Linked DNA regions of Mus musculus: all the other regions are linked to region 2. The links are chromatin loops, found by intact Hi-C in ENCODE. Cell type or tissue: left cerebral cortex. All regions are shown on one strand.

Region 1 (8,000 bases), 790 kb after region 2:
ACATGATGTGTTTGAGGTGAGCCTGGGCTACAGGAGACCTCAGGAGGGAAAATTCATTTACTTTCAAGAGAATAAAATCTTCCAGGTTGTAACTCATGTATTCTTTTACTTGTAGCATAAGTACATTTAAAGATTTAATGAACTACTGTGTTGTCATTAACATACCAGTATAGTCAAAGACACAGAAAGAAACTTATGATTCATTTAAAAGTAGAGAAGCGAGCAGGGAACAGGGGAGTGGATTATAAAATAACACGTATTCTATAAGCCATTATTGCAAAACAGATCCACGGATTTGCAGATACCTATGCATAGAGATTGGCTAAGCAAAAAGCCATGGCAACTTGGGTGGTTGTATTCTGGGAAAGGTTTTATTCTGTTCCCTTTGATTTTGAAATTCTCTTCTTTTCCCCAAAATGCCTCTTTACATTGCATAAATGTAAATTTCATTATGAAAAGGAAATAAAAAGAGACGTTCTTTGAAGAATGGCTTTAGAGAACAAATTGTACATTTATTCAGATAATTCTGTAATGTTGTCCTTCTGGAGACATTGGATATGAGATGACAATTATCTTTTTAGTAAGACCTAAGTCTTTTTTGAAGTATCAAGTGTATGTACGGATATACACACATTCACACACACACACACACACACACACACACACACACACACCTCACTTTCAGGTTTGGAAAATAATTTCAAATTCAGATGTTCTGCATTGAATTAGAAATGGGCTATAGCTAGTCCCCATCTCCCACCCCCCCACCCTCCGTAATGCCTAATTAATAGCTTTTACTCATGGCTAAGAAGCCAAATATCTGATAGTGACACTCATCTGCTCCTGTGTGAGGAAGGAACCAGTGTCCATCCTGGGGAATCTATGTGCCCAGGAAAGGCTATAAAAGAGACGGACTATAGACCTAGTGTGGCACAGCTGAGGCTCTGTTTTGTGTCCTTCCTGATTTTCCTGGATAACATATCGACCTCTCTTTTCTTATGTGGTCTCCTAAGGCTTGTGCTTTTTCTCTACTTTCATTTTTTAGGCCTAGTGTTTTCTGTGTGTTTGTTTTCTTTTAAGTCAATAACACCTTTGTCTGGGGAAATGGCTCGTTGGATGAAAGCGCTTACTTTTCAGGCTTCAGGATCACAGTTCAGATCCCGGGAACCCACAGGAAAGCCAGATGAGCTTGGAGCCCCAAAAGCCCTGGCCAAGCTGGCCAGTTAGACCCCATATACCAGTGAGCTCTGGTCCCAGCGAGGTACCCCACTTTAATAAATAAAAGTGGAGATTGGCAGAGGAAGACCCCAATGTCATTCTCTGGCCTTCATACATACGTACACACATGTGAATGTGAACTGCAAGTACATGTGTGCCCAGACCACATGTGACAATGCATACTCCACAAGCAAAATAGAAAGCAATATGCCTTTAGAGGGTTCCATGTGGAACTATACTTCTATCTGAAGTGGTCCTAGAATAGTAGATGATAAGGGTGTCCCACCCCTGCACTGCAGAAAGTCCTCCTGCCTCTGTCCCCATGCATGACCCCATGAGAGCCTGGGGTTTCTCAGGATGCAAATGGGCAAACACCATGCTCTGCTTTCCAGCATGAGGAGGTGGGGAAGCAAGATGCTTCGAGTGTCAATGTATCTGACCCAAGAAGTGCTGAAAAGAAACAAGATAACTTATTCAGCAGCCTTCCTGGTCTACTGTTGCTCAGATCTTTCCCTGACCCGTTTTCCAAACCTCCGTGTAGCAGATGCCTTCTGTGCCTCCCCAGTGCCTCTCTTCTGATTCCAAGGAAGCTCCAGGAAAGCTGCAAACACGTTTATTTTTAAGAAACGTCTTGATCTGCTTTGGCAACAGAGCATCACTTCATGAGAGTGCAGGCCAGGGGTCATTTGTGGTCTGCCTGCTCACGGGGATCATTTTCTTACATTGCACACAGCCTGCTGCAGAGGAGACAGAGTTGGGACCAAGGGATCTATGCCATCGGAACATTTGGTTTCTAGTCCCCGAAGTCCTCTTTGTTTTTGATCGTGACATTTCTTCACGCTCAGATGCATACATGATGTAACATTCTTTGTTGATGTTCTGAAATGTGTTTTTGGAGTTATTTTGGCTGAGTACAAAGTAAGAATGGGGCTCTCTCGACTTTTCTGGTTGAAATGTTAATCTTGCTATCAAACCGCCCTCACCCTACCCCATCTTTCTCCTCGCCTTTCTCCCTTACGTATATTTCTAAAGCTTGAAACCCAAATCCAAGACTGATATTTAATAGACCCTAGCCAGTTTTGCTGGATACGAGGCGGATGAGAAGTCTCTCTAGGGAATATGTGGGCCTTTACTGTGGAGGGGGTGTCTGCCCTTAAGTGGAGTTCCTCACAACCTAATTGTTGAGAAATGTTGCAAGTTCACCAGCACGGAAATCCTACTTCTCGCTTCAGCTGAAAAGGTGCTCATAAAGGTAGCTGGGTTATTCTAGCAATTCGCCTTATTTTGAAAATCCAATTTGAGAGCTTCATTAAAGGGCACTAATTTAGTGTCTCCAGGGAATATGTGTTTAAAGGAGCTTGCCAACAGCCTCAGATGTTTGCCAGTGTATAGGTGAGCTCAACTCCCTGAGCTAGGGTTACCTGGTTACAGGCATACTCCTTCATTGCAAACACAGTACCAGCAAACACTCAAGGGCCCTCACATCTAAGAGCACCTCCTGCTTTGCCACTCCTCCATGGCATCTTTAAAGTGAGGATATCACTGCCACTGTGACTTTATCACTCAGAGGTCCGACATGGAAGATCTCATTTTACACAATGAAAGGTCTGGGCCATAACCGTTAAGAACCACTTCAAATCATTTAAGGAAATGTGCACACCTTCCAAACGCCTACAATAAGAACATTGCTCACTACCTGCCTAATAGCCCCAAGAGGATATTTCAGTCCCACACCAAGACACAAATTTTTTTAAATTGGATAGCTGAATACTGATTAGTTACTTGGCCTCAAATAAACTTGAGCCATCTTAGGCCACTGATTTGTTGGCTCCATTTATATATGGAGAAAAGACAAAAAATACAGTTGAGTTTTAATGTTTTAAATCCAAGTGTACTTATTTTCAAACAGAGCTTTAAAAAAATCACAAGAGATGTTGCTCTAAATATCACCATCCAGTTTGTCCATTATTGTTAAGATTTAGAAACTTTTCCTCGGTCTAAGTGATAGAGTTTTTGTTTGTTTTGTTTTGTTTTTGAAAACCAGGATTTCTCTCAGAATTCCCCTCTCCTTTTCAAAAGCTGCAATTTCTGTTCTGGTTTACAGAACTGGATTCTGTGTGTGGGTGTGTGTGTATGGGAAGGTTTCTACACTGACCACATACACAACTTTACACACTTTCCCAAGAAGAAACTTAGTGTTTGGTTTTTAGAGTTAGATATGATTGGGATATGATTAGAAATATTTTGATTTTTTTTTCTGTTGCATTCGAAGTGGCTGGAAAACATTTACCAATACGTTTTGAGAGGAGTTAGCAGGAAAGACGGAGCTAAAACCAAAGTGCCCATGAGTCCTGGAAGCTGGAGGATCCTTTTGCCTGAAACTTTCTGCTGTGGATTTTTCCTGCCCTGCAGAAGTGGAAACCCAGAGGGAGACACTAACAGATAGAAAATAATGATCTGTGCAGCAAGGACCAATCCAACCTCCTACTCCCCGCAGTGTACACATGCGTGAGCGAACACACACACACACACACACACACACACACACACACACACGACAGCATGACCATAAAGATTCTATGCAAATCACTCTTCTAGAACACCACGGAAGCCATGTGACTTATAAGCCTAGTTTTGTTTTTGTTTTTGTTTTTTCATTTTTAACGACCACCATTAAAGGTAGGTGTACCTAAATAGAAGTCAATAAATAAATAAATAAATAAATAAATAAATAAAAGAAGAGATTTTCGTGGCATATTTTATGGTAGTTATATATTTGTGGTTTGTTCATGAGGTTACTAATCACCAACTGCTAAGCTTTTGTTGTCAATATATTGTGCATTGCAGCAGATTCACACTTAACTCGCTGTCTGCATCTCAGAAGCTCCGGTATTGGATATTGTTAAAATGGGCTTTGGCAGTTGCACACAGAAGTGCACGACTATAATTTTGCTACCCATTAATAACAAGCCAGCCAAGAAGGCCAGAATCCAATGCCTTGCTCTCAGCTGGGGGTAGGAAGCTAGAATGGGCTATCTTGGCTGGTGACCTACGCTGTCGGAAAGTAGGATGTATAGTCGCTAGCGGGTGGGCGGTATTCCGGAAATTTATTCACTCTTCACTGTACTTTTTTCTCCTCTTGGTAGTGTGCCCTTAGATTATGAAAAAAAAAAGAATTGCACATAATAAAAATAGTACTCATCTCCAAAACAAATGGGTAAATCAGAGCTTTTATTTCTTCAGGTGTCAACTCTGCTCCCTGCCCCAGCCCTACCCCTCTGGGCTCTGCAGTGCAAGGTTTCTCTCAGTCAGCGCATCAGCGCCCAGTGGGGCAGGCAGCACTGATCTGGGCGGTCTTGCATCCAGAGGACCAGTCTCGCTGAGCAGCAGGACTTGTAGTCTCTCTCAGCTCTAAAGCCTGGGCATCTGAGAGCTCAAAGCTGAGAATCATTTCTTGGGTGGGGTGAGGTGTTGCTGCCCCGGGCTGTTTTCTGCACTTGGCCTCGGAGAGTAAGCACGGAGTACCAGAAACCCAGAAGCTCTGGCCAAACATCCCTAGGACTCGAGGTGGTACCCCAGCGAGGTAGGTAAGGGCTGGGCTCCGGGGCGCGCCTGGTGGCTGGGAGGGAGAGGCAGGGTGGCGGGGCCGGGGCAGCGCGCCAGTTTCCTCTGATTAATGATGCTCGCGCTGCCGCGCGCGTGGCTCATGCGCTTTGTCTCCAGCCCAGGGGTGGTGAGAGCAGTGGGTATGGCAGCGCCTGGCGCACAGAGCAGGTGCCGGCTGCGCTCAAGCCTCGGCTTTGCGTGGTGGCCCAGAGACCGGGCATCACTGAGCGTCCCCTCAGGGCCATCTCCCTCCGCAGAGGGGTCGCCAGCACGGGTCTTGGGGCAGGAACTATTGGGGGGAGGGGGGCGGGCATGTGCAATGCTTTCGGTGCTCTTGGTGCCCGCCCGGCTGGACGCGTCTTTGGCTGGCGGGGAGGAGCTGGGCGCTGCCTGGGAGCCTAGCCAGCCCTGTGGGAGGGCATGGCCGGGTGGGGCGGTCGGGAGCACCACTGAGGCTGGCTGACTCCGGCGGGACTGCGAGAGTGACCCTCAGGTGGACCTACTCAGCCAGAGAGATCGAAATCCTGCGAGCGAGGGAGAGAGAGAGAGAGAGAGAGAGAGAGAGAGAGAGAGAGAAGAGAGAAAGGAGAGAAGAGAGCGGAGAGAGAGAGAGGAGAGGAGAGAAGAGGAGAGAGAGGAGAGAGAGAGAGAGAGAAGAGGGAGCACTCAGCGGGCAGGGAGACGGAGAGGGAGGGACAGGGACAGCCAGCCCCGTGCACTCGCTCCCTGCAGTCACCTCCTCCCACCCGACCTGGGGAAGTGGCCGGAGCGCAAAGTAGCAAAGTAGCAGAGACGCTGCGGGCTCCAACGACAGTCACCTGGTTCCCGCATTGCTGGTGGGACCACAGGTCGCAGAGGGGCGGACAGATCAGCGCAAGGACTGGCTGCAGGAGAAGGTGGCTACTCCCAAGAGAGAGGAGCAGAGCAAAGCCTGGACACCACCCCCAACCCCTTTCCTGAAGCAGACAGACTGACAGACAGGCAAATAGACAGACAGGAGCTCAGCAGCCTGTGGTGACATACAGACTCTCTAGCAGCGAAGACCTCCAAGCGTCCGGAGCGGTGACAGTCCAACAGCCGCAGCCACGCGTTCCCCACCAGCGCTGTGCCTGGGCAGCGCGAGGACCCCTGCCTCCAAGCCAAGGGCTCCTTTTGCTAGCAGTTAAAATAAATCGACCAAACAACAAAGGCAAGCCACAAACCAAACTGACCCAACCAAAGCATTCACTGAGAAACAATAATTACTCACAAAAGCCCCAAACGAAATCCAGTCAGTCAAGGCACCCGGGACGCTGGGTCACTCCACTGTTCCTTCAGGTAAAGAGCCAAGTCTTCCGACATGAGCATCACAAGCCCTTTGTGTCTGGCTGTTGGGGCTTTCTGCTTCTGCTGCCCCCTCCCCCTTTTTTTTTCTTTCTACCATCTATCTGTGCTTTCCCTTTGACCTGTTTGTCGTTTCTGTGTTGTTTATCTTGTTTCTATGTCTCGGCGGAAGGCATGGGTGGACTCTCTTTCCCTCAAAGCAGGCAGAAATTGAAATCTGGGAAGGGAATTGAAAGGGACGATGCTTTCTGTAACAGAAGTTTCCAGTAATTTTATATGGGTTTTATGGTGCCAAGTTTGGACATTCTCTTGTTTCAGTTGAAAACTTGTCACTTTCCTCAGTTACCACAGAGGTCCTGGGTCCCAAGAGGTCGGAGAAGGGAGGGAGAGGAGGATAATTTTTTGCTTTATTTTTTTTAAATCTTGAAGTCATTTCCATGACAGCCTCTGGTGTAACGTTATCTGTCTCGGGTGATAAATGTGATAGTAGGATTGGATCTGTATCAGGCAAGTGTTTTAAAAAGTTTCTTCGGAAGAGAAATTACATGGCTTAGCATGGATGTCACGGATGTATTAAATTCAAAGCTTGATCACCTTTTACAGACACAGACTAAGACTGGAGCCTAAGTCTTAAGAAAAAAAAAAAGCAATGAGGAAGGTAATGTCATGGCGGGATGGGAGGTGTACGGTGAGGTTGCTAGAAATGGTCCCCCTAAGAACGTGTTGCAGATGGAGACCATCATTTCGCTCTCTGCCTTCTCAAAGGATGCAGCTTCTGCAAGCTAGAATGACAGTCTCTAGAATGGAAATGAATCTGTATTTTTTTTTCAAATTTTGCTCCAATGCAGAATAAATCTAAACTGTGCCCACCCTTTCCTCATCTGCCTTGGAACCCAACTCTGCAGTTTACTGCTTTAAGTAAGCAGCAAAGTAGACAGGGCAGGCAGGGAGGCACTTCTTGTTTCCTTTTTTTTTTTTTTTTTGTAATTCTGTGAAAATCAGAGAGCCTTTGATATGCTCTTCAGCCTAAGTAGACCCTCTCTTTCAGGATTATGTTACTATAGGGCTTGATGTCTGAGTGGCATTTTAGCTAATGTCATTTTCATGAAAGACAGTCATTTGGAAGGCACTAGGGCTAGTTATGCTTCCTTCAAATAGCAGAGTGATCTTAACATGAGAGACCCTGTCTTCGGGGTTATGTAGCCCTTCAAGGTATGTACCTGCTTATGTCTGATTCTCAGTGTCCTTTGTCCTCATCTTCCTTTGCTTTCTAATCGCTTTGACTGGCAGGCTATTTTTATATTTCTAGAGAATACATTTAGATGTCTTTTTAAAGTGATACATGTTTCCATTCTCAAAGATTGGGAAAAGATCATCTCTTGCTATGCTCGTCTGTGCTAATATGATTTGGTTTCTGTGTAAATTTAAAGGCATTGCTTTAGACCATTGTATTATACATGTCTTAGTTTCTCCTTTCCGGGTATGATTTATGTCGTCCGAATGACAAAGTAACTATTCCTCTCGGTGAGTGCTTATTTAACAGTACTTTGGATGAGGCATATTTAAAGAAACTTAAACAGCTCCTCCGGGGAATACCATTAGGTTTCTTGGTGACTTAATTTCATTCACTATATGGTGATTTCTTTTTGCTGGTAATTCAGTTCAGACCCAGACAAGTGTGTGTGTGTGTGTGTGTGTGTGTGTGTGTGTGTGTGTGTGTGTGTTTTATTAGATTTGCACATTGCCAATCTCTCAGTGACTGCTTGTCATAGATCTCAGTTGAGTGTGGTTACTTGAGAACTGTAGCAATCACCCTGTTAGAGCGTGCTGCACTGAGGAGTTCCTTGCAGTCT
Region 2 (8,000 bases):
ACATCAAACATTTCTACTATTTTCTTCTTCTGAAGGGCTTACTTCCCCCCACCCTTTAAAATTAAAAATATTGTTTTAATTTGACCATGTTTTTCTCCTTTCCCAACTTCCTATCTCTCTACCCACTCGAGTTTATGTACTTAATCCCTCTGTCTTAAATACACACACACACACACACACACACACACACACACACACACACATACACACAACTCATAAAAACTTGAAGTTTATTTTGTGTTGACCAAGGATGCCTGGGCACAGTGCCCATTTCCAGAGTGTTGGTCACCCAGTAACACTCCATTGTAGAAAACAGAATCTTAGCTTGTTCCTGTTTTTTTCTTTTCCCCAGTTTTTGAAAATTTAAATGTATTAGAGTTTTGTTACTTGCCCAGAGATGTAGGGAGAGTGTGCTGTTGGAGGAGGTATCTCAGGTGCCCTGCTGTGTCTTGTCCACCTCAGACTTTTGTCCTCCTCCTTGCTGCTCTCTTCAGTTACACCAAGGGATGGAAACAAATGCATCGGAGGAAACTAAGCAGGATGCAATGCCTAGAAATCCCTATGTTTCCTCTGCTTCCCCTCTGCCCATCTCCAGTCCTTCTATCTTCATCGGTTTCCTACTAGCTGTAAGCAAATCTTAGACAGTGTTGCAGTGGGTTAGGGTTGTCTTAAAAAGGATGAACTGTCAGTTAAAATGAGCTTGAGTTTTAAAACTCCATGGTTGAAGTAGGATTAAAAACAACTTGTTTAATAAATGTCTAAGTGATTTAAGCTAGATCTGGCATCTGCATACATCTGGGACATAAAGCCACAGTCAAGACAGTGGATCTAAACACTCCTGCAAATGAGTCTTCAAGTCCCTGGAGAATACCCCTTAATACTATTATCCCATAATTCAGCTTTCTGTTACTGTGATTTTAGATTTTCTAAAATAATAGATAAATAAATGAAGTTTTTATATGAATGTCATGAAACAATATGAACTCCGTTAGTGAAGGATAAAGAGAAAAGTGATTTACTGAGAAGGGGCCAATCCATCGGAAGCACATAGCCATCCCAAGCATATACATGTTCAACAATGGCTCCAATAACATCAATTAGAGATGGACACCCAAGAAGACAAAGAGAATCTCCCCACAGTGCTAGCTGGAGCCCCTGGAAATCTTCCAGTAATTAATAGAAGAACTGGACAAAGAAATCCCAGGACTATCAATAACTGCCAAACACCCTACAACAACTTTACCAAATTGAAATTTGCTGAGTATTTCACACCACAAAAGCAAGATGTGCATTCTTCAATGTGTGAACAGAAAATCTCCTAGATAGAAAATGTATAGGCACTAACCAGACAATTGAGGGGTTTTTTGGTCTGCATTTCTCTTATCTTTAATGATTTCACTATGATTCTGTATTCAGTGGCCTAAACATGCATTAATTCTTTGAAAGACACAAACTACTGAAACACATCAAATAAACAGATAACCTGAATATATCATAGAGTTTAAAGTTATTTTTAGTAAGTATACATAATGGCAGGCTTCCTTATGGCACGCACATGCCTGTGCATTATGACTCTTTGTGCTTTTCCCTCTCTATCCTGTTGGTATCCTGCTCACCCTGACATATCCTGTCCTCTCAGTCTGTTTGAATCTAGATACCTTATAGAAGAGAAAGCATTTGATATTTTTCTTTTCTTCCTCCATTGTCCCAGCTTGTTTCCTGTTCTTTTTCCCTTTAAACCTCCTTCCTTCATGTCTGCTTGTCTGTCTGTGAAAATCTAGATTCCACATATGAGAGGAAACATGTATCAGTTTTCCTTACAGTGGTTTGTAATTTTTAACTGGGTGATCCCTACATTCACTCTTTCTCTAGGTCAACATAGCTTTGTTCTTCCTCATGGTTGGAGGATATTCCATTGTGAATGCATGATATAGTTCCTTTATCCATTCATCACTTCATGGACTGCTAGGCTGTAAAATATCAAGTTTAGATATTGAAGGACATAGATATGACTCACCAAACTTGTATAAATAATATATATTGAATTATATCTAGCATTTTAGACAATAACTTAGTCAAAATGGATCATTGACTAAATGTATACCCTAATAGTATAGAACTTTTAGGGAAAAAAGTAATATTTGGATACACAAAAGTTTCTAGTCCTAGCATCAAGAAATGCAATATTTGATCTGTGAAATCCATGATATGGGTTGGTAATAGAGTAGAAATGAAAAGTATGGGAGGGAAAAGAATGCTTGAGTCTGCTGTCTAATGTAGGACATACAGCATAGCAAACCCCTATACTCTATACTAAAGTACAAAACTGAGGGGAAATGTCAGCAAACTTTCTCACTGACACAGTAGCAAAGAGAAAAGAAACATAAAAAATACCCATGGCAGGAAACCCTATCTCCAGTCAGTTAAAGTCCTAAGAGTTTCTGGAAGTTAAAGATCTAATGAAAGAGCATGCACACGTATTCAAAAGGAAAAGCAAACAAAAACAAACAAACAAATAAACAAAAAACAGAAATAGCAAAAGCCATGAAATAAACCCAAAGCAACAACCTTGTGTTCAAGATAGAGAGTGCCTGGACATGCCAGACATTTCTGATGGGAATGCAAACTGGGACAGCCACAATGAAAATTTAGTTCATAATTTTATAAAGAAATAAATATAGTCACTGCACAGCACATTTTATTTCTTTGGCATATAGGAATAAAACTTGCATTTGTGCAAAAATGTCATGAATTTTTCACTGGATAAATGAATACCTATAACAGTATGCTTGGTAACCTTACAAACTGAAGGTAACTCATTTCCTTGGTGGATGGATAACCAAACAACCTACTGCAAATCTATCCAACAGAATATTATATAACAATTTTAAACAGTATTCTTTTAAATTTAAATTTAAACAGCATACATGAACCCTATGCACATTATAGTAAACTAAAAATTTGTGCTCAGAAAGTTATGTGTTATATTATTTATTAAACAATAAATGGAAAAGACAAAGCCATCACAGAAAAATAGGACAGTGGTTTAGTTGGCAGGGACTAGGGTGCAGAGAGGTTATGGCTTCAAGTGGACATTTAGGGGAAATTTTTATTTTACTATGAGCTTTAAAATACTCTATCCTGATGGCTGAAATGATTATGCAACTCTATATGTTCGATGGAATGTATTGTTTTAAAAATGACAATGTAGCAATGTGAGAAAAGGGGTTCCAGCAAGAGAGGAAGTAGAAGCAGGAAGAAAGGAAGGAGATGATAACACAAATGTGTAAAATTCATTATGTAAATGAACAAAATCAAAATAATAAAACAAGAACTAAGACATGCTTATAGACGTAAAAAACAAATATTGCAGCAGATTTCTTTTAAAATTTATTATCTGTAATTGTGTTGATGTGAATATGTGCACATGAGTGCACTGCTCACAGAGGCCCGTAGAGGGCATCAGTTTCCCTGGAGCTGTAGTTACATGTGATGTGAACTGCATGTGTACTGTTAACAGAACCCTGGTTCTCTGTAAGAATCGCAAACATGCTTATTGTTAAGCCATCTCTACAAACTCTAGATGTCTTGAAAGAGGACCTTTGCTTTTGTCTTTTTAAATTAATATTATTATTATTATTTTTATTTTTGGTAAAGGCAAACTCTCACTTTGTGAAACCTTAAGACAGTTTCCACTACGAGAGCCAAGAAGAGCTAAGTATTACTTGTGAGTGCTATGAGAGTCTGTAATTTTTCTGGTCACCCACCGATCCATCAATGTGATAATCTGAAAAAATAAATGCATCTGTGCCAGAGAAGAGTTCATCTCCCAAGAAAAAACACTAATCACAATCACCCCTTTCAGGCTGTGAGCTTAGGATAGCAAGAGATTGATAGTTTGATCAGAGAGGCCAATTTTGCTCAAATAGCCAGACTCTGGGATGCCCATGGCAACGTAATTATCAGAACATCCATGAAATAATGGGAGAAGCTGGGTATGTAGGAGCTGCAGGCAAGAGAGCAGAGTTCATCAGACCTTGCTTTGCAGTTCTGATAAGCCCATAACTGGCTTTGAGCTTGTGGCACGTGTGTGTGTGTGTGTGTGTGTGTGTGTGTGTGTGTGTGTTGCTTTCAGCTGGCTCAGTCCTAAAGCTAATATGCATATTATTGCTCTGCTGGATTTCAGGCCCTTTCTCATTAAAGGCATTCGTAGTAATTAAAAATTGTTCATCAAATATCATGTCCAGTTGCCATGGAATCTTTCCCAGCCTCTATAATTGCAACCAGAGAGCCCAGAACCATCATTTAGATTAACTGGATTGATTCAGAATGGTAGAGTTGATGGGGAAGTCAGGTCTATCGAGATGAATACTAAGCTGAGCTGGCATTCTTCTCCTCTTGACTTTGCCCACAAAAGGTAGTGACTGTGAGCACAAGTGCTAAATTCTCTTTGCAAGCTGGCCAGTGCTGAGCTCTGCCTGTGCATGATGGTTTGTGCCTGCTGTGAGCAGTCCTGCCAAGAAAGAGAGCCAGATACATTCAGTCTTGATGCTAGCAAGGTGCCCTCGAGATGCCGGCTGTGAAGTGTGGCAGAGTCACTAGGTATGGACCAGCTCAGAGATGCTCTCTTTCCTGAAGTTCTAGACTGTTCTCTTTGGCTGCCTTCTGGTTGTCATGCATTTTATGACTGGAGTTCTTTCCTACCTCAAACCCTTCTGTCTTACACTGAAATCTATACATCAGTCTGACATGATGTAAAAACTGGTTTTATGCTTTTAATCTAGAGAAAGACTACTTCTGTACTTTGACTTTGTGTAGTTCAGGACAGATGGCTGGTCTGGTTTATGTTGGCTTTGCTCACGTAGGCCTGGGTAAGATGTTTCACTGCACATAGGATCCTATTTAAGGCAACTTGAATAGGTCCTGCATGTGGTTCACAAGATGAACACAGGGGAAGACAGAGGTATGAGAACTGGCACTGAGTTGGATATTTGTCCCCTCTGCCATTTCACTGACTTTCAAGTTGCTATAAAAATGGCACAGTGAAGAGCTTTAGATGCCTACAGTAGAAGGATCTGCCTTCTTTTAAAAGGATGATTTTTATTTGTGTGTGTGCATGCGTGTGAAAGATTTCCCTTTCTATATCAAGTTTTGTTGAAAATGACCCAATGAAAAGATTAAATATATGAATGAAATGAAAATATCAGTCATTAAAAGTCAACAAAATGATATTAAATGATAATATAATACCTTGTGCAAACTCATCATGCATACTTGCATGTGAATTCTAAAGAAATGTGGCAACTGTAGAATACATAAAATAGAAACAATGGTAAGAAGATTAGCAGGTTGCTATGCAATGCCTTTTGCTGTCTAGAGCTTAGGAAAATGTGGGTTCACATGTTTTCCTTTTGTTGGTACATAGCATGGTAGAGAGACTTCCAGAAATAGTTTGGCTACATATCAAGTTGCCTCATTACAGCAATTTCGCCAAAGAGTATGAAGGAAGAGCCACTTAAGTTTATGAGCCACATGACTATTACTAGTGGGTGTATGATAAAGTAGTAGTATCAAATAAACAGGAATAAATAAGAAACTAAAATAAATTAGTATGTTTTATGATGAGCTAGATTTCAGAGACTTAATTAAAATAGTCTCCCTTATAGCAACTATTTAAGACATTAGTATGTGCTTAGATATATGTTCAGTGTTATGGTTTGTATAGCCCAGGGAGTGTCACTATTAGAAAGTGTTGGAGTAGGTGTGTCACTGTGGATGTGGGCTTTAAGACCCTCATTCTAGCTGACTGGAAGCCAGTATCCTGCCATCAGCCTTCACATGAAGATGTAGACTTCTCAGATCCTCCTGCACCATGATGCCTGGATGCTGCCATGTTCTTGCCTTGATGATAATGGAGTGAACCTCTGACCCTGTAAGCCAGCCCCAATTAAATGTTGTCCTTATGAGAGCTGCCTTGGTCATAGTGTCTGTTCACAACAGTAAAACTTTAAGACATTCACCAATAAAGAAATGAACATAAAATATTCCATAATCAGAAATTTTTTTTATGTGTTCGTGTTTGTGGTGTGCATGCATGTATGTGCACATTCACTAGTGTGTATTTGGGTCTGTATGCATATGTGTGCACTTGTGTGTGGAATACAGAAATTGAAATGTAGTTTCTTCTTCTATTTCTTTCTACATAGCTTAGTGAGGCAACGTTTCTCAGCTAGCCCAGAGCTCACCACTTCTGGCTAGTCTAACTAGACAGCTTGCCTTGGGGATCTCCTGTTTCTACTTCTGGAGCGAACACGCAAAGCCTCGGTGCCTGCTCAGCCTTTATGTTGGTTCTGGTCACCTGAATTCCACTTCTCTTCTTGCAAAGCAAGTGTGCTAACCACTGGGCAACTCTTGTTGCCCACAGCTGGGTAAAATTATGTACATAGGTTACGAAAGGAAATACCTTTAATCAGTGGGAGGAGAGAAATTTTATTTTTCTCCCTTTGATTGTTTTTGGAATGTTTTCCATCGAACATCTTTTACTTAGTAGGAAAATTCACTGAACCAAACAGCCTGGAGTCTTCAGTGTCCCTGTGACCAGGGTCATCTGATGCTTTTCTTTTTTAGTGCCGGCTTCCTGCAGGAAACACAGGGACTGTTTTAGATGGACAGCTTTATTCTCCTCTGAAGGGTCCCTGGTGGTATCTGTTCTCACAGAGAGAAAGTTTAAAGGTTTATTTCAGAAAAGACTCTTGTCATCTATCCAGTTGGGCACTTAAATTGATTCTTGGCTTTATTTCCAGGACGGAGCAGACATTTTCCTCCGAGATTTCCTCCGTTTATGCTCAGAAGCTGCTGGTATGAGCAGATGGTCCCAGGGATGCAGGCAGTAATTTGCTGCCCTAAACTGATCCTCACGGAGTGGCGCCCACTGTTGCATTCACTGCCTGTTTTTCAAGCTGACCATGATCCCTCCCACACATCCATGACCCCCCCCCCCCGGCCCAACCCTGGTCTTCCCTAAACATTTCCTGTACTTTAAATTATATGGGCCTAAGACAGAATATCTGTGCATATCTCATAGAGATAATGTTCAGCTTTTACTAAAAGGAACAAACATTTCAAAGTCAGAAAATTCTATTCTTGTATTCTTTCTTTCTGTTGGTTGGCTTATTTTACATTTGTTTATTGCGTGTGTATGAATGTTTTTCCTGCATGTATGTTTGTGAACTCTGTGTGTGGGGGCCAGAAGAGGGCGTCAGATATCCTGGAACTGGAATTGTGGACAGTTGTGAGTTGCCGTCTGGGTGCTGGGAAGAGAACTTCTGCAAGAGCAATATGCACTTTTGACTGCTGACCCTGCCCCCCTTAGCCCTCAGTGGTGTTTTAAATTAATTTTTGGTATACACGGTTTTTCTTTGGTTCATGTGGTTCTCACTGATCTGTCTCATACTTTCCCCATTCCTCTTTCTGTTGTCACCATGAGTCAGTTCTCTGAGACCTTAGTCTGTTGCATTTCCGGACTAAAAGTTCTGCTTGTCTCTATTTCATGTCCTTTCCCCACCTCAGATTTTCTAACTCCTATTTTCTGAAGAATTTATGACATTTACATAGGAATATTTTTTATACTAGCTTATCTGCTGCCTTTGTCCAAAAATCTCAGCATCTTAGTCATTTTCCTGTTGTTCTTTGCTAGAATGACTTTTCCAAACAGTTTTTTTAAATTGTTTTTAATTCTTCTTACACTTCCCACAAGCATTCTGAATCATATTTCAGACCCTTTGAAAATTACAACATGAAATTGAGTCTGATTTAATTTCTATAAAGACAATTGTTTTGTATGTAAAATATTTTATATGTTCCTTGAGAATCCCATGCCTGTGTATAATATATTTTAAACATATCTCTTCCCCAGCATGCCATGTAGCTCCTCTCTGAGCCTTCACATCCCCTCCCTCATGTCCTTGAAAACAAAAACACCCACTGGGTCTAATTAGAGC
Region 3 (8,000 bases), 300 kb after region 2:
TCCTGTGCACAAATATCGGCAGGTAGAACATTAAGAAGTGTTTACGTCAAGAGGGTTTGATTTCTGGTCCTGGCTAGACTTGTGCAAAGGTTTGTGTTGATGAAAGAGTTAAAGACAAAAAGAGCACAATAAAGCCAATGCCAAGTTTACTGGCCAGAGATGGCCCAGCATCCAGAGATCCCTGCCTTAAGGGGGCCAGGTCTTATCTGGGTTTAAGAGGCCTCCCATTGACTTCCTCCGCTCCAACGCCCATTCTTGTTGTGAAAGAGAGAAAGGAGAACATACTAGAGGCAGAGAGAAGTGATAGACTTTTCCTTTAAGATTTCTGGTTCCCTGGGGCACAGGCTTCACTTGTGTAAATGGGCTAGAGAGGTGAGTTCAGCCCCACACTCCCTGTTGTCCCAGGTATGCTCTTGCATTTGTATCCACCTTCATGAACGGCATGAGGCAGTCATCATACACAGCCCTCCACCTGGGGCTATATGTTCTCTTAGTCTATTTTTTTTTTAAGATGGGCTGTTTGTTTTCTGTTTCAGGATACCCTTACACATAGGTTCTGAAAATATCTGATTTTTGTTTTTTATGTTCTATGATTTTTCTATTCTATATTATATTTCAATGCAGTCCTATTAATTCTGATATAGTCCATTTTAATAGTTTTTATTTTTGGCCCACTATATAGTTTTTAAATATATCATTTGGTGATTCTGTGCATGTACAGTATATATTCAGGCCATCCTTATCCCTCCACCCTTTATTACCTCCCACCCTGACTCCACCCTTACTGCCACCAAGTTACCATCCAACTTTCCTGTCTTTTGTTCTATTTTGCTTTGTGATGCTTTAAGGCTCACTGTGGTTATCACATGGGCAAGATATGAGACATCCCTGGAACCTGAATGGCTCATCTGTAGCTACCCTAAGGCAATGACTTCCTGTGTTCCAGTAACCCTCTGTTGCAATTTGCTGGCTGGGGTGAGGCAAGGCCCATGAGCCTTCCCTCCACTGATAACTGACTGAATATTCAGTGGATTAGTCTTGTACAAGCCCTCAGTAGGCAAGGGTTGCTGCCATGATTGCAAGGATGGCATTTTGGTACCTTCATTTACTTGTTTTTGGGTACCATACTCTCATGCTCTAAGGCAATAGCATGTATGTTTTACAGATTGTTCTTCCTTCGACCCTCCATTTGTCGGTCGTCCCTCCCACCCTTCCTTCTTCCCTCTCCCATTCTCCTTTTCTCTTTCTTTCTATCCTTCCTTTCTGCCTTTAAAAGTTATTTTCTTTTCTCCATCTACACTTCAGGTTGGCATGAAATCTACCTGCTTTGGCCTGAGTGCTGGGATTCCAGATAAGTGGAAAATACATAATAATAAAAAATATTTTTTAAAAAAAGAGTCATGTCCAGCCATCTTTCCACGTTTAACTATTTTAAATGCTCATCTCATCCAAGTGTTAAACCTGTGGCATGGAACAGCTCCTCATGGTGATCATGCTCTGTTGGTATAAATAAGCCTGGGATTTAATTCCTCCTGAGCAGACTTGTGACCTGCATGACCTCAGTCCCAGCTAAGTGGGCTAAGTAAAGCAAGGGAAAGGGATGCAGGACAGGAATTAGATAGCTCGTATCTAATGATACAATGTTCTCTGGATTCCAAGGTACATATCCTAGAGCTCTGAATTAGAAGCAATTCATTGTTGAGTTTCAATTTGATTAAAAAAAAAACGCATTAGGGCAGCAAATTGAACCAGAATGAATGAAGGCAGTATGGGCCATCTTAGGACCAAAGGGTCTTGAACCACCTTCCAGATTCTGCTCCTTAGCAACGGTTTTCCCCAGCATGCTTTGCTCTAAGTCTTCTACACCTAGGTCCTCTCAGCTGTAGCCTTTTCTAAGGATGCAGTAAAGCAATCAGGGAAATTGCGTGTGGTGATTCTTGGCAAAATGTTAGCTGCATTTCATCACTGTATGATTCTGTTCTTAGAAAGATGGGCTTTAATGTGGTTGGCACAGTGATGCTGTGGTTAGGGGTATTTGTATCAGGGTGTCAGGCTTGTCCTACATTCCCCTCCCTAGATTTTAAAAGCCAAATTTCAACCGTTGGTAAGCTACAGGCAAGCTGAGAAAAATTAATAAAAACAACGTACACATCCCTGCAATGGTATCCAAGGCATTTCTCTCGTCATCTCAGAAGTTTTCTTCTTCATTGTCTCCTCATTTTGAGACTAGAAATGTTGACCGTTTCTCTCACTATAAACCAGAATGAAGGAAGTAGGTAGTTTTAGGTGCCTTGATAAGATAGATGTATGGCGTAGGAAAGGCAGGCAGAGAGGCAATAGCTGTCAGAGGTAGGAACTTAAGGTGACTGGTGTCATAAAATATTAAAACGGTTTAATCAGCAGTGAGATATGTAAGCGGGCTTAATTAGAAATACATATTATTATTTGACTTTGAAGTACAGAATTAAAAATTAAAGCAATTTTATAGGGTACATAATCAGGGAGGAATAACGTGCTGGAAGAGGTGCTGTAATTGATGTGTTCAATTTAAGTTTAATTAATTTTCGTCAGCATACATGCAGGCAAATATGAAATCAACAAATTTTAAGGATGAACCTCATAATTACACTGAAAGTGGTGTGCTGATCCGAAGAAGTGAGAGATTTCCATGACACGCGGGCACCCTCAGCTGCCTTGCACTGAGGCTGAGGAAACGCTCTATCTGCTGAATGGATCTTTGTGATTCTCTGGAATTCGCCCACTCCCAAATCTCCTTTAATTAAAATTCACAGTGATGCTTGGCCTGTATCAGGTTTCCTTTCCTGTTGCATCTTAAATGAAGAAGGGACTTAATTTTAATTAGCACCTCATTGTAGGTAGTCTGATATTAATGTTCGCTAAGTCCTTTCTATGACTCATTAACAGCCATTTTGTGATGAAAGGACCCAGGAGGCAGGTAGAGAGCTTGTAGGCTATTTTTCCTGATTTCAGTATTGATTTTACAATGTAATGGTGGCAAAAGCACACTGCTCTGCAGTTTCACATGTAGGAAGAAGTGAAGTCACAGTAACAAGTTATAGAGGAGAGAAAGAGAGATGGAGGGATTTGCATACATTTACATATTTATATGTATCTTTGCACATCCACATATAGACATATACAGATGGTATAAATGCATAGATACAAATATATATCCAGATATGTGTGATATGTATATATGTATGTGTGTACAGAGAGCAAACAAAAAAAGAACATTTTCTTTGGGTGTGTATAGTGATATATGTACATGGTCATATGGGTGTGCCCATGCATGCCTGCCTTATGCATGTATGCAAACATGTGTCTTTGTATCTATAGAGGATATATCACATATGATTTATGTGTTTTTCAGTTGTTGAAATTTTCAGCAGTACAGCTCATTTTTTGACAAAGACTGAAATAATTCAATGTTGGAGGAAGTCTTTTAAAAAGTGGCAAAACTATCAGTCTGAAGAAGCAGATGAAATAATCACCCAAGATCAGACAACCTACAAGCAATATTTGTGGTCATTCCCAAAATATTATATAGAGTTGTTTAGGCAATTTCCCTTGAATATGTCATGTGTGCATATGTATGTGCTTGTGTACATGTATGTGAAGATGTTTGTCCCATGAAAGCAAGAGAATGGTGTTAGACAGTGTGCTCTCTTGTGCTCCATGATGTTAGCTTGAGACAGGGTCTCTCACTGAGCCTGAATCCACTGCAGGCTTGCTTTACATGTGACATATCAATCTTATTTGTAACAATGATAATGTCGCAATGAAATACCTAGGGTCTGAGGAGATGGCTTGGGGGGCTGAAGAGCTTGAGGATATGAGTTCAGAAACCTAACATCAAAATACAGGAGATGTGCACACACATGCATGCATGCACACACACCACACACAGCCTCCCCCTCAAAAATTAAATAAGACAAAACAACAACAGAAAACTATGGACTATAGTGTATAAAGATGCAAAATTCCCAATAAAAACTGAAGAAAGTTTCAACATCTTTAGCCATCAGGGAAATACAAATTAAAATTGTTTTGAGATTCCATCTCACACCATCCAGAGCAGATCTCATATCACCTAGGTGTATCACTCCCAGATATATACCCTTAGCTCTTTATATCAATATACTTTAGATACACGTGTACATCCAATTTTTTTTTCTGCAGTATCGACAAGTAAGAAATGGACTTGCCTAAATGTTTAAAAACACATAGTGGACAGGGAAAATGAGGAATATACACACAATATAATTTCACTCCTTCATAAGGAAAATTGAAATTGTGACTTTGCAGGAAAATGGGTGTAACTGGAGTTCATTGTGTTAGGTGACATAAACCTGTTGCGGAAAAACAAGTACTGCGTGTTTTATCTCATCCGCAGGCTGCATATTTTAACTTGAGTGAGGTGGGGAGAGCTGGGATAGTAGAAGTGGAACATTGCCTTGAGAGGAGGAGCTTATGAAGGGGGCGAGGACTGAGAAATAAAAGGATGACTGCAGGAATGCACGTGACACTGACACTGGAACAGAGGGAAGGAGCCCCCTGGTGTAAGGTAGGCGACAAACAAGAGGGTGGAGCAAGAGGAAAGGAAGACCAAAGAGAAATGACATTCACACTCTAAAGCCACGATGAAACCCTTTGCTTTGTATGTTAGCAAGAATAATGGCAGAATGCCGATAAACAAGACTGAGGATAGTGTAGAAGCAGTCTAGCAGAACGTTTCATACCTGTTTTCTTTCTTGCTTCCTTGATTTAAATAAATGGAATCTTACTTTACAAATTGCCCCTGCAAGATTTAATGCCTGAATAATAGGAGTTTTATAATAGAAACTTTGCTCAGCAGAGAAAACAACCTCTAATCCTCTTAACTATGCTGCCCAGTATTATCCCTCCTTTTACAATTTAAGGAAGTGTGGCTCAGCGGGGTTAAGTAATTTGCCTGTGGAAATTCTTCTATGTGGGAGAGAGCATACTGCACACTTCAGAACCAATGTTATCAGCCTGCTGTGTGAATATCATGATGCTAAGCATTGCCGATAATAGAAAATAAACAACACTGCTACCGAACCTAGTCACAAGGGTCAGTTCCTGTCCCTGCTAAATGCAGACTGCAATCTGGTGACTTCCCTGTGGGCTTCAGCCTAATTGCACTCAAAAGACAAAAAAAAAAAAAAAAAAAAAAAAAAGTGTGGCTGTAGTTCATGGTGCTTTGTATGAGTAATTCTATGACCTTTTGATTCTTTCAAATATCTACCTAGAGTCTTTAATTCAATAATATGGAGCCACTCCCAGCCAACGCGACTGCCATTGTATAATGTACTGTACTGGTTCTGTGTAGCACTGGGCTGACTTTGGCACAGACAATATTGGCAATAAATCTTATGGAACATCTTGATGGGAAAATAGATGCCATCTTAATTCAGCTTTGAGAGAGTTAGAATGGAGAGAAAGGTTCCCCCAACACACACACACACCCTTTGGTTGTTTTCCTTGTTTCTGTTTTCTGCTTTCTTAAGTATTCTTTAAAGGACAGCATGGAAGAACTTGGGATTGACACCCACATCTGGCATGTCCCAGCCTGTGTCATTGGCAGTTGTAGTCTGTCTCTCTCTCTCTCTCTCTCTGTGTGTGTGTGTGTGTGTGTGTAGACTGTGTGTGTCTGGAGGGATGCCGCCAGGTTGAAGAGCATATTTCTTGAAGAATGTTTCTCTACCTATTCTGATCTCTTCCTTCAAGAGTTTTCAGAGTTTCCTGGCTGCACTTTTCACTTTCCTTCCTTCAATTATTCATTCACCCATTCACGGAATGTCTGTTAGTCATCCAGTTACTTGCTTGAGATGCTTTTGGCTTGTTAGAATGCATATATGATCAAGTCATTTCTCTTCGTGGCTCTTTATTATCAGAGGACATCACCCAAAGACAGTCTCCAGACTTTCTATCCCTATCCATCAGCCATTGTAAACACTAAATCATCTCCTACATATTTCTCCATGTTTTCTAAATTGGCGTTGCTTGTTTTTAACCTTGGGACACACAGCTGTTTAAAGTTATCATTTTAAATTTGAACATAAAGCTTGGTTTCCTTTTCTCTTTGTTCCTGTAACACCCTGGAGTAGTTTTTCATGTTTCTCTTGATCAACTGCTTTAAACAATAACCAAGAATAGAATTCCCTTACAAAGGATTTAAATAGCAAATACAAGTTGGGATACCGAAGTGACAGTCCAGCTCACAGGAGGGTCCTCACTTCTGATACCAAGACAGCCTTTCTTACATTTGTTCTGCAGCAACAGGACAGATTCCCTTTTATTTTTAAGGATTGAAACATTTCCCCCAACCCTGTCCTATGTCTGCCAGATCAAAGACCAGTTTGGCAAATAAATAGTCTCAGATTTCTAATTTGGGGTTCTAGAAATGTGTTCTCTGAAAAAAAATTTTTTTTCCTCTTAGGAACTAGGAAATTTAATGCAATCAAGTTTGTGACTTTAATAATAAAAAGATTCTGCAGCCAGAAGAATGGTTCAGCAGGGAAAGGAGCTGCCATGTGGGCTTCTTCACCTGAGTTTGATCTGTAAAAGAATCAGATGCAGTGGCAGTGTGTGTGTTTAAAGCCAGAAGTCTGAGGAAAGATGAGGGGCAGGGGCAGGAACCCTGCCAGAAAGAAGCCGGCTGGGACTATATAGAGCAGCATCAAAAAAAGCAAGAGGTGATCTTATATCAACTAGCTGGGAGGCAAGAATCAACTCCCAGATGTTATCCTCTGTGTCTACAGGAACATTGTACTATGATCACACCTACATTCACACACACACAGGAACACAAAGACACACACACAGATATTCACAGAGACACACACAGAGACACATGCACAGAGGGACACATGTAGACACATACAGACATATACATAGACACATGTACACACAGACACACACAGACACGTGCATACACACACACATACAGGCATACCCACAGATATATGCACACAGAGCCACACATATGGACACACACAAGAAATAATAAAAAGCAACAATTCTATAAATTACTCTTTAGATGAGCAGAGCACTTCTGTGCGCACCCTGCTTCATGATAGTGATATGTTCTAACTCAGATAAATCTTGTCCCATGTTTGTTCAAGTTGCTATCTCCCTTCAGAAGAGCAGGAAGCTGTCGCAGAAAGCTGTCGCAGAAAGCCAATTCTCTTTAGGTGATAGGACACATTCTAGCCAGAGAATGCCAAGGGCAAATCCTATCACCTACTTCCAGTGCAGAGTAAGACTCCACAATTGTAGGGTGGAGATGAGCATCGTGAACTGCCATCCTGCACCTGAGAGACAGTCCTGTTCAAGTAAGATGAATCTGAAGGGAGAATTTTACACAAGGAAGGGAACTTTGCATTAGGATAGATGTCTCCTTCTATAAGAACAGATTGCAGTTCTTCCCATGATGGAAGGGGTCCAATGTAATCAAACTCTCACTAGGAGGCTTGATGAATCTCTCCCCACCTTCAACCTGGGAATGGAGCCATATCAGTGTTTGGATGTAACCTCTGCCGTTGGTAATTTGGATACCCAGCAGGCACAGCAGTTGATCATGGAAGGACTGTTTCGGGGTTTCAAGTTGCGGAACTTGCCCGGGAGTTCTTGTGGCTGCCAAACAGCTACTTGGCTCATGAGTCCATGAAGCAAACACTAGACAATTGAGAGAATTGGTTCATGGTCCATCCCAGGAGCAGGCCTCCCATCCACCTGGCTATGGGGAGTTCTATCCATAATGAGTGCAAACTGAGGGCTTTTATAGTTCTGCAAAATTAAATGTGAGTGTATATTCCATGAGACACAGACACATCGTATTGCCATGGAAAGGGAGGAATTGGACTCTTCTTTCCTAGGTTTTCTGGGCGCAGACTCTTCAAACAGATTCAACAAGTTGAGACACTCGGACCGTTTATCTTTGTGATTAGGATCTGCCT

Evidence for each region. A loop is a pair of places that touch in the nucleus more often than their neighbours do. Peaks named below come from ENCODE experiments on the same cell type or tissue, not always from the same donor. Only the 100,000 strongest peaks of a DNase experiment are listed, where the experiment ranks them.
Region 1: a loop joins it to region 2, with 2.8 times the contacts of the local background. A loop is called at or near these places in 2 of 42 quality-filtered maps.
Region 3: a loop joins it to region 2, with 2.6 times the contacts of the local background. A loop is called at or near these places in 4 of 42 quality-filtered maps.

The regions. Positions count from the first base shown.
Region 1 is chr9:112,232,451-112,240,450 of GRCm38, reverse strand. Arpp21 (cyclic AMP-regulated phosphoprotein, 21) reads left to right here and starts at 7,139. Exons shown (of 21, transcript NM_001362020.1): 1 at 7,139-7,359. It also overlaps a transcript of 2900079G21Rik not described here. In left cerebral cortex, a CTCF peak has its summit at 4,829; DNase peaks (open chromatin) are centred at 4,553, 4,867, 5,195, 5,766 and 1 more place; H3K4me3 peaks cover 4,126 bases; H3K27ac peaks cover 6,162 bases.
Region 2 is chr9:113,018,552-113,026,551 of GRCm38, reverse strand. No RefSeq gene overlaps it. Among named protein-coding and RNA genes, the nearest start is that of Gm36251, 100 kb to the left of the region's middle. In left cerebral cortex, CTCF peaks have their summits at 3,447 (motif pointing right) and 7,256 (motif pointing right); DNase peaks (open chromatin) are centred at 249, 6,276, 6,824 and 7,373; H3K27ac peaks cover 3,334 bases.
Region 3 is chr9:112,722,247-112,730,246 of GRCm38, reverse strand. No RefSeq gene overlaps it. Among named protein-coding and RNA genes, the nearest start is that of Gm24957, 200 kb to the right of the region's middle. In left cerebral cortex, a CTCF peak has its summit at 4,574; DNase peaks (open chromatin) are centred at 2,941, 4,542, 6,797, 7,389 and 1 more place; H3K27ac peaks cover 2,222 bases.